3 separate regions of the Homo sapiens genome follow, and regions 1 and 2 are each linked to region 3. A link is a contact called in ENCODE Hi-C or POLR2A ChIA-PET data. All regions are on one chromosome and are shown on one strand. The core of a region is the stretch at or near the end of the contact, and the rest is flanking DNA. Distances in the headings are between cores, read along the strand shown. Region 1 holds the start of DEPDC1 (DEP domain containing 1). Region 2 holds the start of SLC35D1 (solute carrier family 35 member D1). Region 3 overlaps GNG12 (G protein subunit gamma 12).

Region 1 (4,711 bases), core at 2,153-4,652, 740 kb after region 3:
AATAAATATTCTCTTTAACCTGTGGTATATTTCTTCTGTTATCATTGTTATTTTTTGAGATAGTCTTGCTCTGTCGCCCAAGCTGGAGTGCAGTGGTGCAATCTCAGCTCACTGCAACCTCCACCTCCCAGGCTCAAGCAGTTCTCGTGCCTCAGTCTCAGGTGTGTGCTACTACACCCAACTCATTTTTTGTATTTTTAGTAGAGACGGGGTTTCACCATGTTAGCCAGGCTGGTCTCAAACTCCTAGCTTCAAGTTGATCCGCCCACCTCAGCCTCCCAAAGTGCTGGGATTACAGGCATGAGCCACTTTACCTGGTCCTGTTATTTGTCTGTTATTTATTATGTAAGATTTGCTATTATCCTATTACATGTATTCTTAAATTAAATTATATGTTTGAAGGGAAGGATCTGTGAACTTATAATCTAGAAACTATGCAACTAAAGGTCAGTAATATGTCCTTAAAATGTTATAAAGTGTTCAGAATATGCGGAAGTGATAATACATCAGTATTTCCCTTCCAATTCCCTACTTTATTATATATGCTAACACTTAAAAACTTTAAATTTTGTAGCAATTAACTTTCACATTACAATTTTTCTAAATGATTTTAGTTGAACTAACAGCATTAATAGTTTTCCAAAGAAATAAAACTTCTTTGAAGAAGCTGCTGTTATAGTAAAAGTATAATATAAGTAGAGATAAAACTTTACAGTAATTCAGTTTTACAGTTACATATCTGTTCATTACCTGAAGAGCTGGTTGTTATCATCAACATTTTCTGATCCCCACCTCCCTTTGATATCTTCAATTACATGATTCTTAAGAAATTTCCTCAACAGTTGGATAGTCTGTTGCCTTGTAACTTCAGGACCAAAATTGCTATTATTTCTTAATAGGTCATAAAGCCAATCCACTGCTTCTCCTGCTGTGAAACAATTGCCATATTTTTTAAAGTGTTGTCTGTGTTTTCTTAGAGGCATTCCTGCTCGAAAAGATGTGGTAACTTCATTCCACTGTAAAAAGAAGGAAAATATTTTTAAAAAATTGAAGAAAAATTAAATCTCATATTGATTTGAAGTACATTAGGTAAAGAAAATTCTTTAATTCACATCTGATTATATCATAAAAATTCTTGAAGAATCATTCATCTTATTTGTGCCATATAAAATTTTATATCTGGCCGGGCACGGTGGCTCATGCCTGTAATCCCAGCACTTTGGGAGGCCGATGCGGGTGGATCACCGGAGGTCGGGAGTTCGAGACCAGCCTGACCAATATGGAGAAACTCCGTCTCTACTAAAAATACAAAATTAGCTGGGCATAGTGGTGCATGCCTATAATCCCAGCTACTCAGGAGGCTGAGTCAGGAGAATCACTTGAACCTGGGAGGCGGAGGTTGCGGTGAGCTGAGATTGCACCATTGCACTCTAGCCTTGGCAACAAGAGCAAAACTCAGTCTCAAAAAAAAAAAAATTATATCTTACACTGCTTTCTTTTTATTAATTCTAGTGCTGTAGTAATATTTTTATGTAATAGCTTTTTTATTAGAAGAACTTCATTGGCTGATCTAAGATCCTTATTTAAGATCCTGAGCTTATTTAAGAAATCTGGAAATAAGGAAGAACTACAATCAATAGAGAAAACATTCATCCCTGTTTTTTACCTCAATTAATATTAATGTTGGTAGCACTGTGCTTCACATTCATTATTTCACTTTAATTACCCCAATTCTATGAATAGGTACTATTAATTTCTCATTTTTCACATAAGGAAAATAAAGCAGAGAGATTAATAAAATGACCAAGGTCACACAGCTAAGTGATGAACCTAGGCATTCAAACCCAGGTGTGATTGACTCTAGAAACTGATATTGAGCTGCTCACTCTGTACTGGCCTGAGGACACAGTAATAAAAATGACAGAAAGGGACTCTGTACTAAGGGAGATTACAGAACGGCTTTCCTGAGATGCAGTACAGGGTAGTGGCTTTAAGAACAGGCTCTGGAGTTAGACTAGTAGGGCTGGTTTCCCAGCTCTAGCTCTGCCACTATTGTTTATGACTTTTTGGGCCTATCTTCAATCTCTATGCCTCAATCTCCTTAACCACAAAACAGGGACAAAAGGACCTAACGAATGGGCTTATTGGAATGATAAAATGATGTAATATATGTGAAGTACTAGTAAGCATTCAGTGCATGTTTTCTTTTTCAGCGTGCTTATACTACTTTCATCTAATGGGTTTTAAATAATGTGGCAGGACTACTGATTGAGGTTCCTTCCTGTCCTAAATTCTATCCTTCATATTGGTAAATATAGCCAATAACTTACTAAGTAGCAGAATCCATGTAAGATCGCCATACCAGGAAGATCTGAATTCTAGCTCTGCCACTTGCTGTTGATGTGACTCTAGAGGGCATTTAACGTCTGTGAGCCTCAGTGTGCACCTGATAAAGTAGGGCTAATAATACATGCTCGTCTGAAGGGCATTCCTAAGAGGAAAATGCTTGTTATTCTGCAGATCACAACACACTTTAAAAAACAGCATCCTCCTGGGAAACCCCTTAAGGCAAGCATGTATTAGTAACCTTTACCAATGTGGAAACAGGCTCACAGAAGGTAGGGGACTCACCTAACGTCACATAACCAGCACCACAGTATCCTATAGAACCGAAGACCCAACTGCACAAAACGCGTTAGGAGTGCTGTACGTGCAATTCAGGGACCACCAGCAGTGGTTACTGATGGGTACTCAGAAATACCGTTTTGAAACAGGCAGCTGTTATCCTAGTGCTATTCGGCCGATACATCCTGCGTTAAATTCTATGGGTTCAATAAACAAAATTGCCACATTCGGGCTTGCCCCCCACCTAACCCTACAAAGCTTTGGACCTCATTCCCAATTGTTCCCTAATTCTGAGGCGGGTAGAAAATCAGGCGAGGTGAGCGGCCAAATCGGAATATTCTAAGACGCCCCCACGGGACGCCGGCCACACCAGGCACAGGAGTCGCTCCTCATAGCGAGTCTGGTGCGGCCTACGCGCGGCGCTTCCTTTCGGACCTGAGGCCCAGACCCTCAAAATAGAGGGAGCGGTGAGTCTGGCAAGGGTTGCATACCCGCTACTTCTCCTCGCCAGCCTTTTCACTGAACCTAGGGATCCTGGGACTCATCCCTCCGACCGAGGTAAAACTGCGAACGGTCGAGGTAAAACTGCGAACAGTGGTGACTGCCGTCAGCCCGCTGACCGGTCCCGTCTATCCGAGCTGTCTTACCAGCTTGGTGGCCCGATAAGGCCCGGGAGGCACACCCTGACTCTCCATAGGTCTGTCAGCGCCCGGTGGCGTCCATGGCGGCGAAGGCGACACTCAGGCCCAGCGGCCGCGGCAGTGGCGAGTCTCGGCACAACCGTTGGCCCCGCCGCCGATTTGAATAGCATAGAGGGCTGCGCGGATTGGCCGCGCCGCGGGTCACGTGACGCCACAGCCAGGCTCGGGAAGGAGTCGGCGAGGGCCGCTCGGCTGCGTCCTGGGGCTCCAGTAGCTGGCGCGGGCTGGGGTGGGCTGGGCTGGCCTGGGACCGCCTCGATGGGACAGGCTCGGGTTTCCCTGGCGCTGTTTCTCCCTCCTGCGGTCTACGGCGAGGCGGAGTCACAGAGTCCTGTTTTCGTGCTCAGAGGGGATGAGCTCTTTAGTTCCAAACGAAATTATTTGGAGTCCAGCCTTTGGTTTAAGGGAATTTGAAATTTGAAAAGACAAGAAAATACGGTTTTTCTGCCTGGCCCTACAGGATCTTCAGCAGTTAGCTTAGAAGGCAAAGCAACCTGATGGATATGTGTCGCAGTTTCTCTCTCTGCTGCCTATCCTCTCTCTCAGCAGGTGCCATGATTCTCTGAAGTGCTAAAATCTAGGTTCAGAACCCCCTAATTGTGCAGTAAAATGGATCATTCAGAACCCCCCAGTTGGGTAATAAAATGGATTATAGGTAGTCTTTCTTAAGTACATACAATGTGGGGCTTGGGAAAGGTTGTGTACAACTTGTCAAATTGCTTCCCTTAAACTCTACCACTGTATAAGAATGTTGGTTATGTTTGGATCGTGATTATACACTTAAAATTTCACTAGGATCTTAGAAAATAAATCTTCAACAGAAGTCAATTTTCAAATGACAAAAACTACATTCCGAGAGTTGAAGAGACTTACTCAGTCTTAGGTCTCCTTGGCAAAGCACAGACTTCATGCTTTTAATAAATACCCTGTCACCAGTCTGAAACTATCTGATGCTAAGAATCCCTTAGTAAAGTGGGAGATTGCTTGAGTGATTTGAAGCTGTGGAAGAATTCACTTGGAAATTAAATAGCAGTTTAAGAGGATAGGATGCAGTAAAAAGAAGAGATAAAGAAAAATGTTCAGGGAGTGGTAGTGTAGGTCTGTGGAGTTTTCCTTAATTTGGGCAGAAGCACATCTATTTTCTACCAGGACCAGTGGGTAGGAATTTTCAAAAACATACTTGGTAAACAGGAACAATCTACTCAATTTTCCACTTATGTTAAGGAAAAGTAAAATGATTGATGTTACAAAATAATGTTAACTGTTTCTTACCTGGCTTTATGATACATTGTCCCAGGATTTTCGTTTTTCTTTTCTTTTTCCTTTCAGAAGGAAATGGAGATGAGACTGTGGAAGCCAAAATTTATTTTTGCCCAGCTCCCCAA
Region 2 (4,650 bases), core at 412-2,911, 710 kb before region 3:
GCTAGATTAGATGGATAGAGAAACTGCAAAACTATTGTACTCTCAACAAGTGTGCATTAATTAAAAACAGAAGAATATTCCTAGGTTATTTTTTCTCTTAAGTTTAAAGAGACTGTAGGCCTTCTTTGACACATATTACTACTTTTATTCTTTACATTCATTATAACCACTCTAGACTGGGCAATTTTGAGGCTGCAATTTTTAAATACGCAAGGCACTGATAAAATATGTTAATACATACTGACTTCATTTCACAAAATAAAGTATCGCTTTTCTTCTTTTACCTTTCGAGGTACATTTCTGTCAAGGTCAGGAAACTTGACTACTCTGAGCGCCTTTCCCACCCAGAGAACTGCCACTGTGGCCACCATCTGTAAACAAGAGAACACAGATTCACTGTTCTACACATAAAGACACACACAGAAGTTCTAACAACATAAACCACGTAATGGTGAGGATTCCAACTAACCTGGCCAAGTCCAACACATAGTGAGGAGGGAAATCTACAAAAAGGGCAAAGAAAAAAACAAGATCAGAACAAACCTAACTTAGCTCCGTGAATTCAATTTGCACATCGGCAACGTTAATAAGGCATTCCGATACAAGCCACATCAACGTCCGCCCCTAAATCAAACAAAAATCTTGGGAGAAAACTCTCTGCCTGTTGGTTGTCAGTCCACCCCGCTGATGTAGCCTCGGGCGGCCGCTTGTCCCATCTTGTCCGAGTCTACAGTTTCAGTCCGCTGCCTGCAAAGGATTTCTCAAGGCAGTGCAGATACAGATCTCTGCAACGATTTCACACACCTTAAAAAAAAAAACAACCAACTTCTGCCTCTGGGTCCCAGTGTTAGCAAGGGAATAATTGTCTGCTGGGTTGAGGATGCGTACGTCCCCAGAGGCTGTCAGCGGGTGCAGGGGACACTGAAGCCCCGGCCCCCTGTCCAGGCTGCGGAGGAGGGAGGCTTCCCTCGCTCTCCTCCCTGATCGACAGGCATAACGGCTCAAAAGTCACCAAGCAAATCACTTTGCTCCATCTCTCTGAAGGGCAGGGTTTTCGGGGCGGTGCGCCCAGGGCATGGCAGGCGAGCCCCAAATGTGCCGGGCCGGCCGGAGCTCCGCGCAGGGAGCGGACCCCTGCCACAGGCCCGCTCGCCAGGCCGGCTCCGCTGCCCGGGCCGCGCGCGTCAGCCGCCCGCCCTCCCCAGCTCCCGCCCAACTTTGTTCGGCTTTAACTTTGGCAGTCAAAGTCCAGGGAGCCGGCGCCGCGCCGCCGCCGCCGCCCGCTCCTCCTCCGCGGCCTGGGCCGCCGCCGCCTCGGCCCTACCTGTAATTGGTGAGCACGCTCTTATTCACCACCACGATCAGGAAGGAGCTCACGCCGTAAAAGCCGGCGGCCAGCAGCTTCAGAAACACGGTCAGCGTTTCGGCCGACGCCATCCCCAGCTCCTCCTCATCTCGGAGTGTGGAGGATTTCGCGGGGGCTTCTCCTTTAACCCGAGCATGCTGACGTCTATGAACTTCCGCCATGGCTGCCGCAGCAGCGGTGGCCTGGCGGCGGGGCCTAGCGGCTCGGGGGCCTGCAGCGGCAGCTCCCAGGGGACTCCAGGAGTTGGGGACCGCAGACTAGGCCAGCTGCGCGCTCGCCGCCTCGACTCCCCGCTTGGCCGCCGCCTGTCCCCGCCCAGGGGCAGGGACGCCGGGGTTCACACCCCTGGAGACTTTGCTCGGGCATTGTGCAACGCGGGGTCAGAGAGTAGGGCCGCGCCGGGCTTAGCCTGGGCAGGGGTTGGAGAGAGCCTGGAGAAGGGGCAGTGGCGACCCCCCTGCCCGAGGCGGATAAGGAGAAGCCAGGGGAACTACATCGAGACACCAGAGCGCCGGGCGACAAACCACAGACTCCGGGTGACAGTCGCCCTGCGCCTGCGCACGAGCACGCGCTGGGTCTCTCCGCGGGGCGCGTACCTGGGGCGTGGGGAGTCTGGTGGCAGAGGGGCTGGAAGGCCGTATTCTCCGGATAACTGCCGCAACTAAGTGCAGACCCTCCTCCCCTCTGTTACAGGTGGCCGGCCAAGTAGTTACAGTACACTGCGTCTAGACTAATTCTGAATGCTCTTTTAGTCTCTCTTGCAGGGGGTAAAAACCCTTCAAAAGTATCAGATGTGGATCAACAGTAAACACTCAACGAAAATTTCATTCCGCAATGCCTCAGGCTTCTTACATTTTCTGAACCCAGAAAACACCAAACAATACTTTTCAGATTGAGAAGTTTCGTTTGTTTGTTTTAAGAAAAATGTTGACATATCCCAAAAAGTAGCAAGATAAGCAGCTTGGGGATTGGGGAAAGCACAAGGTGTTTGGAGCCTAAAAGACTTGATTTCCAATTGTAGGATTCCTAGAAATGACGACCCCCCCCCCCCCCACCAACACACTCACTCCTTATTGTGTGTCTTGGACCAATTAGATGACCTCCCTGAACCTGATCTCTGTGGATGTGTAGCTAGCAAAGAGCTAGTTTTCGGTAAATGGTAGTCATTATTGTATAACAGAAGCAAATCATTATGATCGGTTTAAGCAAAGAAATTACGTATTGAACTTTAATAGATTAGGAAAGAAGAACTTTGAATTATTTTTCTAAGTGCTTGGTCTGTATCTTTTTAAATTTCTTTTTTTTTTTTTTCTTATTTTTATATTTTGGTAAACCAGGTATAGTGGTTCACACCTGTAATACCAGCACTTTGGGAGCAGGTGGAATGCCTGAGCCCGGGAGTTTGAGACCATGCTGGGCAACAAAGTGAGACCCTCTCTCTACAAGAAAATAAAAAAATTAGCCAGATGTGGTGGCGCACGCCTGTGGTCCCAGCTACTCAGGAGGCTGAGGTGGGAGGATGGCTTGAGCCCAGGAGGTCAAGGCTGCAATGAGCTATGATCATACTACTGCACTCCAGCCTGGGCAACAGCACAAGACCATCTTAAAGAAAGAAATAAATTGTGGCAAAATATACAAAGTATAAAATTTATCATTTTAACCCTTTTTGAGTATGCAATTGCATGGCATTAACTGCATTCACATCGTTTTGCAGCCATCATCACTAATCCATCTTTAGAACTTTTTCACCATCCCAAAGTGAAACTCTTTCCCCTTTAAACAATCACTCCCTGTTTCCCTACTTCCTTCCCTCTCTGCTGTTAACCAGTGTTCTACTTTCTGTCTCTGTGAATTTGACTACTCTAGGTACCTCATATAAGTGGAATCATGTAGTATTTGTCCTTTCGTGATGAACTTACTTCATTAACGTAATGTCTTCAAGGTTCAGCCACGTTGTAGCATATGTTAGAATGTCCTCCCTTTTTAAGGCTGAATAATATTAAATTATATGTGTATAATTGGTTTATATCTTTTGAGTTACTTTGAGAACACCTATGTTCTTCAAGTGTTTCTTAAAAAACTGGTACACAGGATGAGGTTCTTAACATAGCCTACAAGGTCCTAGATAATGTGGTTCCTACCCACATCTCCAGAGGCACTATTCACGTTTCCCTCCCCTAAGGTGCAGATAAATCAACAATGTGGGTTCCGGCTTCTGTGTCTTTACTCCCATTATTCCCTCCATCTGGGCTGCTTTTTCTCTTCCTCCTCTCACCCAGCTCCTGAAAAACTCTTACATTTCCTTCCGTATTTTGGCAGAACATTACCTCTTCTCTGGGCAGCCTTCACACTGCCCCCCACTTCCCTCTACATAATTGATCTCTCTCCTTTGTGCCTCTCCTACCGCATCTTTATATACCCCCTTTATAGAGTGTCCATCTGCTGCTGCTGCTATAACAAAATACCTGAGACTGGATAACATATAAAAAATAGAAATTTATTTTCTCACACTTCTGGAGGCTGAGAAGTCCAAGATCAAGGTGCCACCTTAACCACTGCATCCTCTGAAGGGGAAGAACACCATGTCCTCACATGGCAGAAGGGACAGAAGGTCAGAAAGGGACAAACACTGTGTGAAACCTCTCTCATAAGGCATGAATCCTACTCACAAAGGCAGAGCCCTCATGACTTAGTCACCTCCTAAAGGGCCTGCCTCTTAATAATATCACATTGGTGATTAAGTTTCAACATATGAATTTTGGAGGACACATACAGACCGTAGCAAAGGGGCTCTGCATTACATGTTTACATATCACTCTCTTCCACTAGACAGTTGCTTCTTGAGGACAGTGGCAGGCAAGGGTGCCTAACACAGTTTAGATATTTTAGTTGATTGAATCAATGGAAACAAGGAAAATGATTAAATTTCTTCCTTGACTGCTAGCTTCAAAAGGAAAAATAACTAAAACATTGTATTTTAAGAAACATCCTTGCAGAAAAAATATTATAGAAGTAACAATGACCCTCATAATAAAAAGCAAATATATACATATATACACATTTTTACACATTTTAAAAAACATACCTGGAATAGAACCAGAGAAGAACACTAATCCTCAAGCCACACACTGCTGCTGACACTTAGTAGTTTTGTGACCTTGGGCAAATTACTAGACATCACTGTGCTTCAATTTCCTCACCTGTAAAATGGGGATAACAATAGTACCCACCTCATAGAGTTACAATGAGAATTAAATGAGTTAATGAATGTAAAGTGCTTAGAA
Region 3 (4,458 bases), core at 274-2,773:
TGCTCCAATGGAGGAATACCTTATTACCAACAAAAAGTTAGGAGTGATGTATGGGAGCTAAAAAAGTAGACCTCATGGAGGTAGAGACTAGAATGGTGGTTACCAGAGGCTGGGAAGGGAAGGGGGGGATGAAAAGTTGGTTAAGGGGTCCCAAAATACAGTTAGGGAGAAAGAATAAGTTTTAGTATCTGACAGTACAGTAGAAAAATTAGAGTCAACAACAATTTATTGTATATTTCAAAACAGCTAAAAAAATGTGCAATGTTCCCAACACAAACAAAAGATAAATGTCTGAGGTGATGGACAGCCCAATTACCCTGATTTGATCATTATACATTGTATACATGATCAAAATACCACATGTATCCCCCAAATATGCACAACTATTATACAACAATAAAAAATGTTTTAAGAAGTTAGGGGTGAAATCCAGCACATGGAACAGCATATACATCCCACAGTACTAATGGAGGCCAGAGGGCATGTGGCTTTGGGTGGGAGGAGTGTCAAGATCTCTATGGTTCCTGCGTAGGCAGTCTTCTCTGTGTTGGCTAACTATAGTCTGAGAACTATTCACCTCAGTAAACACTGGTCAAGTGCCTAACTGCATCCAAAGTACTGTGGGAGACAATACAGTGTAGCCATTAAGAAAACGAATTCTGGAATCAGGTAGGCCTGGGTTTGTGTTCGGACTCTTTCACCCATTCCCTGTGTGACCTGCGAATATCTGTTGGCTGTAATTATTATAATCTTGGTGCACCTCAATTTCCTCATCTACAAAATGGACATAAGAACTATATGTACCTCAAAGAGTTGCTGTGAGAGTTAAATGAAATCATGCAAGTATGATGTTTTGTATAATACCTTATACATAGTAAGTGTGCAATAAATACTAGTCATTGTTATTCCTAGAAGCTTCCCCAAATTATTTTAAAAAGAAGGCACCTAGATCTAAATGACAGTCCATGTAACAAAGAAAACCCTTACTTGAGCAATTTCAGTGAAGGCCATTTTTCAACAATGCTCACTCACTTCCCTCCACTCTGGGTCCCAGTCATGTATAAAACACTCTGCTTTGTGTTGACTAAGCTCCACAGTGACATTCCAAGGAGTTCTGGTGTCCCTCCAAATATTCTAGGCTGCCCTTTTAACCTGATACTGATACCCTGTCCACTCTACTGTTTAAGGGGCTATTTAAAAATTTGGCTTTGTAAAGCAGGGAGCAAGGCAGAAAGCCTTCAAAGCTTTAGCAGTTGGCGTGGCAAGGAACAGAAAAGCAGCATTTTACAGTATCAAATACCAGAAGTAGCCCTCATAACCACTAACTTTGTAGTGCTCTTCCTTCACTGTGGCGAAGTGCTGAGCATGTTACATGCATTACATTACTGAAACCAAGGCCCTGTGACGTTCCAGTGAGTCCAAGGTGCTAGCTGGTGTGAGTACAGCTGTGGGCTCTAATCTATGCTTTGCTTCAAAGTCCACGCATGCAAATCCTGGGCAACTCCCTGAGTTTCCAAGGCAACTCAGCCAACTCATCCAGAGGTAACTAGCTTCCAATAACTGTATAAGCTCACTCCCATCATTTGGTAGGTTGGTAGGTCAATCAGTTCAATTTATTTTTATTTTTATTTATTTTTTGCTTTCTCTGATATTTGACCAACCACGACACCTAGTGGCCAGTGGAGCACAAACATGGGTTGCCCGAAAAGGCTGATGGACGGGTGATGTGTGTCTTTAGCTTTAAGACACACGTTGCTCATGACCAGGAAAAACCTGATGGATCGTGTTCAAGGCAAAGAAACCAAGGCACAGAGAAATGAAGCGACTTGCCTAAAGTCAAAGCTAATGTAGAACTGTGTGGAAATACTGAACCTTAGTGTTAGAACTCGTATTCTGATTCAGACTTGGCCTAAATTTGATCCTCAGCAAGATACTTTCTTCAGTTATTCAACAAACATTGACTGGGCACCTCCTGAGTAAGGCACTGTGCCAGATGCCGGGGACATGACAGTAAGCAAGGAGGACACGTCTCGATCCTTGCAGTCAAATAGGAGGGGAAGATAAACAGAGAATCCACAATAACAATACCAGCTAATATGTATTAAGGACTCTGCTTCAAGAGTTTCATGTACACCAACTCGCTTCATCCTTGACTTGAAACAATCCTATAATGGGGGTGCGATTATTATTCTTGCTTTGAAAATGTGCAGGAGAACATTTAAGTTGTGGGTAACAAACAGGGCTCCTATGCCTTTCTAGGTCTAAGTTTCTGAAATAAAGTTGTGCTAGATACTGGAAGATTTCTAAGACCTCTTTCCAGATCAGTTTCCCTTCACTTCTAGGATTCTGGGGTAAAGCTGGGATTAGACCTTGGTCGGTTTTCCTGACCAAGAGTCTAGTGTTCCCTCTCTATACACTGTGCTGGTCAATATTTATGAATAACAGCTGGAAGTTATTGAATGCTTACTCTGTGCCACGCCCTGAATTTCTCAGTTCAGGCAATCTTCTTCACAACCTATGAGACAGCTTTAAGATACAAATAATAACTGAGTGAAAAATCATGCTCTAAAATAGTTTAAAAGATTTCCAAGATAAACAGAGAGGCTTCCAACCTCACTCAGCTGTAGCATCCTGAATCTCTGTTCTGTCTGATTTTGTTGAATGGTGGATTTAAACCTTATGTATTGGTGTCCTCAGGCTCTCATGAAGGGAATGGATAATGGGTCCAGGCAAATGGTTCAATGATGAGTTACTGTCTAGGGAAACAGGGGGCATCTTGTTCAATAACAACATTGCTTTGGGGTAATTCTGGGTCCCTAGAAGTATCTACAAAGCCTGCAAGGTCAAGTGCAGGTCGACTTGGCTCTTTGGTTTTATGATTCCAAATAAATAAAACACATTTCCAACAGTTCAGCAGGGTATATCCGAGATCGGCAAACTCTCCAACGAGGTATTCCCGTTAACCCTTAGTCCCTTACCCTCCCTGAGGGTATGTGCACACCATCCGCTTTCTGTCGGGTGAGGGAGGGTGCAGGGAGAGAGGCAGGGGCAATCAGGAAAACTCTCTCAGTGATCCTGCAAATGGGAAATGGGGACATTGAGTTTAATCACGGCTCCACTCCAGGACCAAAGAAAGCAACTCCTGCCACCTGCAGTCAGACCACTCTCTCCCACACCCAGGAAAGCAGACCCAGTGGGACCTAGAGCTTCCCAGGTCTTGTAAGACTCTGGCCTCTTTGTTCAGGGCCTCCAGAATGATACTCCAGTGGGTCTTGGTGAGAACATACATTAGATATGCTGCAATGTTTAGCCTAGAATGCTCTGCTAGCTTTTCCAAATGGCAAGCTCTCACTGAACTTTCTAGGGCTACAGATCAATACCTTCTTTTGCCTGACCACCACCACCGCCCCCAACCCAAGGCTGTCCACAGTAGGAACTGCCACATTTGCCCAGTACCTAACACAAGATTGTAATCACTGACTTGTTTATCTGCCTACCCCATGGACTTGAAACATCTCTAAAAGATGAAGTGGGGTGGCTTAACCATCCTTACGTACTCAGTACCTAGCTAGCACAGCCTCTGGATTGAGGAGGTGCTGATTCCCAAAGAGCTGGAAAGGAAGGCAAGGAACTGTAAGGCTAGAAGAGGCTTAAGAGGTCATCTCATTTATAATCCTGCCCAATACAGGATTTCCCTCAAAATACAAGAAATTATTTTGAGGGAAAATAATACAAAAAGTAAAGAAAAACAAGAGAAAAGTTTAAAAGAGTATGTATTTATGTACATATATACCTTCTACATGCATACATACATATATGGCATCCTTCTACTGGAATGGGGTATGTGGTGGTAAAGACGCAGAGTAAGATTCACTCAGATTTTTGAGCATTAGCGTTTATCTCTTTTTAAAGTTTTTTTCCCTAATTTTTTTCCCCTAATTTTTCACAAAATACATGCAATTTAGTGAAAAATTTGTAAAATATAATTAAAGTGAACAGAAGGTAAAAGTTAACATGCTGTTATATTTCCTTCTAATATTTTCTTGGGAGTTTTTGTTCTTCCTTTTTTAAAAAATCAAAGGAAACCTTGATCAGATTGAGTTTTTAAGGTAGTCTAAATTATACTCTGCTGCACAACTTTATATTTTGCTCCGTTCTAGCAAAAGCATTTCCCTATGTGATTATAAAGTCTTTATAAGCATCATGTTTTAACTTTTATTTTGATATAAGTTCAGACTTAGAGAATAGTCGCAAAGCACCCAGATTTGGGTTCCTCAAATGTAAACATTTTACTATATTTAACACCCTACCCTCCCAGGAGAGAGAGAGAGAGAGAGAGAGAGAGAGAATCAATATGAAGTTTTACTCCTAAATATTTCAGTGTATACTTCCTATGAATAAGAATAAGGAATTCTCATATATAACCACACCAATTAGTCAAATCAGGAAATTAACTCT

Evidence for each region. A loop is a pair of places that touch in the nucleus more often than their neighbours do. ChIA-PET counts read pairs that join two places held with the same protein, here RNA polymerase II (POLR2A). Pooled maps may share reads with other maps.
Region 1: a pooled map shows a loop between it and region 3 (3-fold over the local background). The contact joins the promoter of DEPDC1 here to the enhancer-like site in region 3. A Hi-C loop is called at or near these places in 1 of 37 single-sample maps with no recorded cell type and 5 of 50 pooled maps. POLR2A ChIA-PET finds 5 or more read pairs at or near these places in 1 of 52 experiments (GM12878).
Region 2: a pooled map shows a loop between it and region 3 (5-fold over the local background). The contact joins the promoter of SLC35D1 here to the enhancer-like site in region 3. A Hi-C loop is called at or near these places in 2 of 37 single-sample maps with no recorded cell type and 3 of 50 pooled maps.

Annotation. Positions count from the first base shown.
Region 1 is chr1:68,493,680-68,498,390 of GRCh38, forward strand. DEPDC1 (DEP domain containing 1) reads right to left here and starts at 3,403. Exons shown (of 12, transcript NM_001114120.3): 1 at 3,273-3,403; 2 at 751-1,016. The coding sequence starts at 3,320. DEPDC1-AS1 (DEPDC1 antisense RNA 1) reads left to right here and starts at 2,997. Exons shown (of 3, transcript NR_110671.1): 1 at 2,997-3,092. RefSeq lists enhancers at 3,084-3,133, 3,244-3,303.
Region 2 is chr1:67,052,487-67,057,136 of GRCh38, forward strand. SLC35D1 (solute carrier family 35 member D1) reads right to left here and starts at 1,662. Exons shown (of 12, transcript NM_015139.3): 1 at 1,325-1,662; 2 at 470-503; 3 at 285-371. The coding sequence starts at 1,527. RefSeq lists silencers at 1,077-1,286, 1,577-1,766.
Region 3 is chr1:67,758,773-67,763,230 of GRCh38, forward strand. The region is part of intron 2 of GNG12 (G protein subunit gamma 12); the gene reads right to left. The region is part of intron 1 of LOC105378781 (a long non-coding RNA gene); the gene reads left to right. Among named protein-coding and RNA genes, the nearest start is that of GNG12-AS1, 71 kb to the right of the region's middle. Within about 2 kb of position 1,524, at least 21 of the 41 ENCODE cell types and tissues checked have a DNase peak (open chromatin) inside an H3K27ac peak, as active enhancers do; they include GM12878, where a contact is called at or near this core.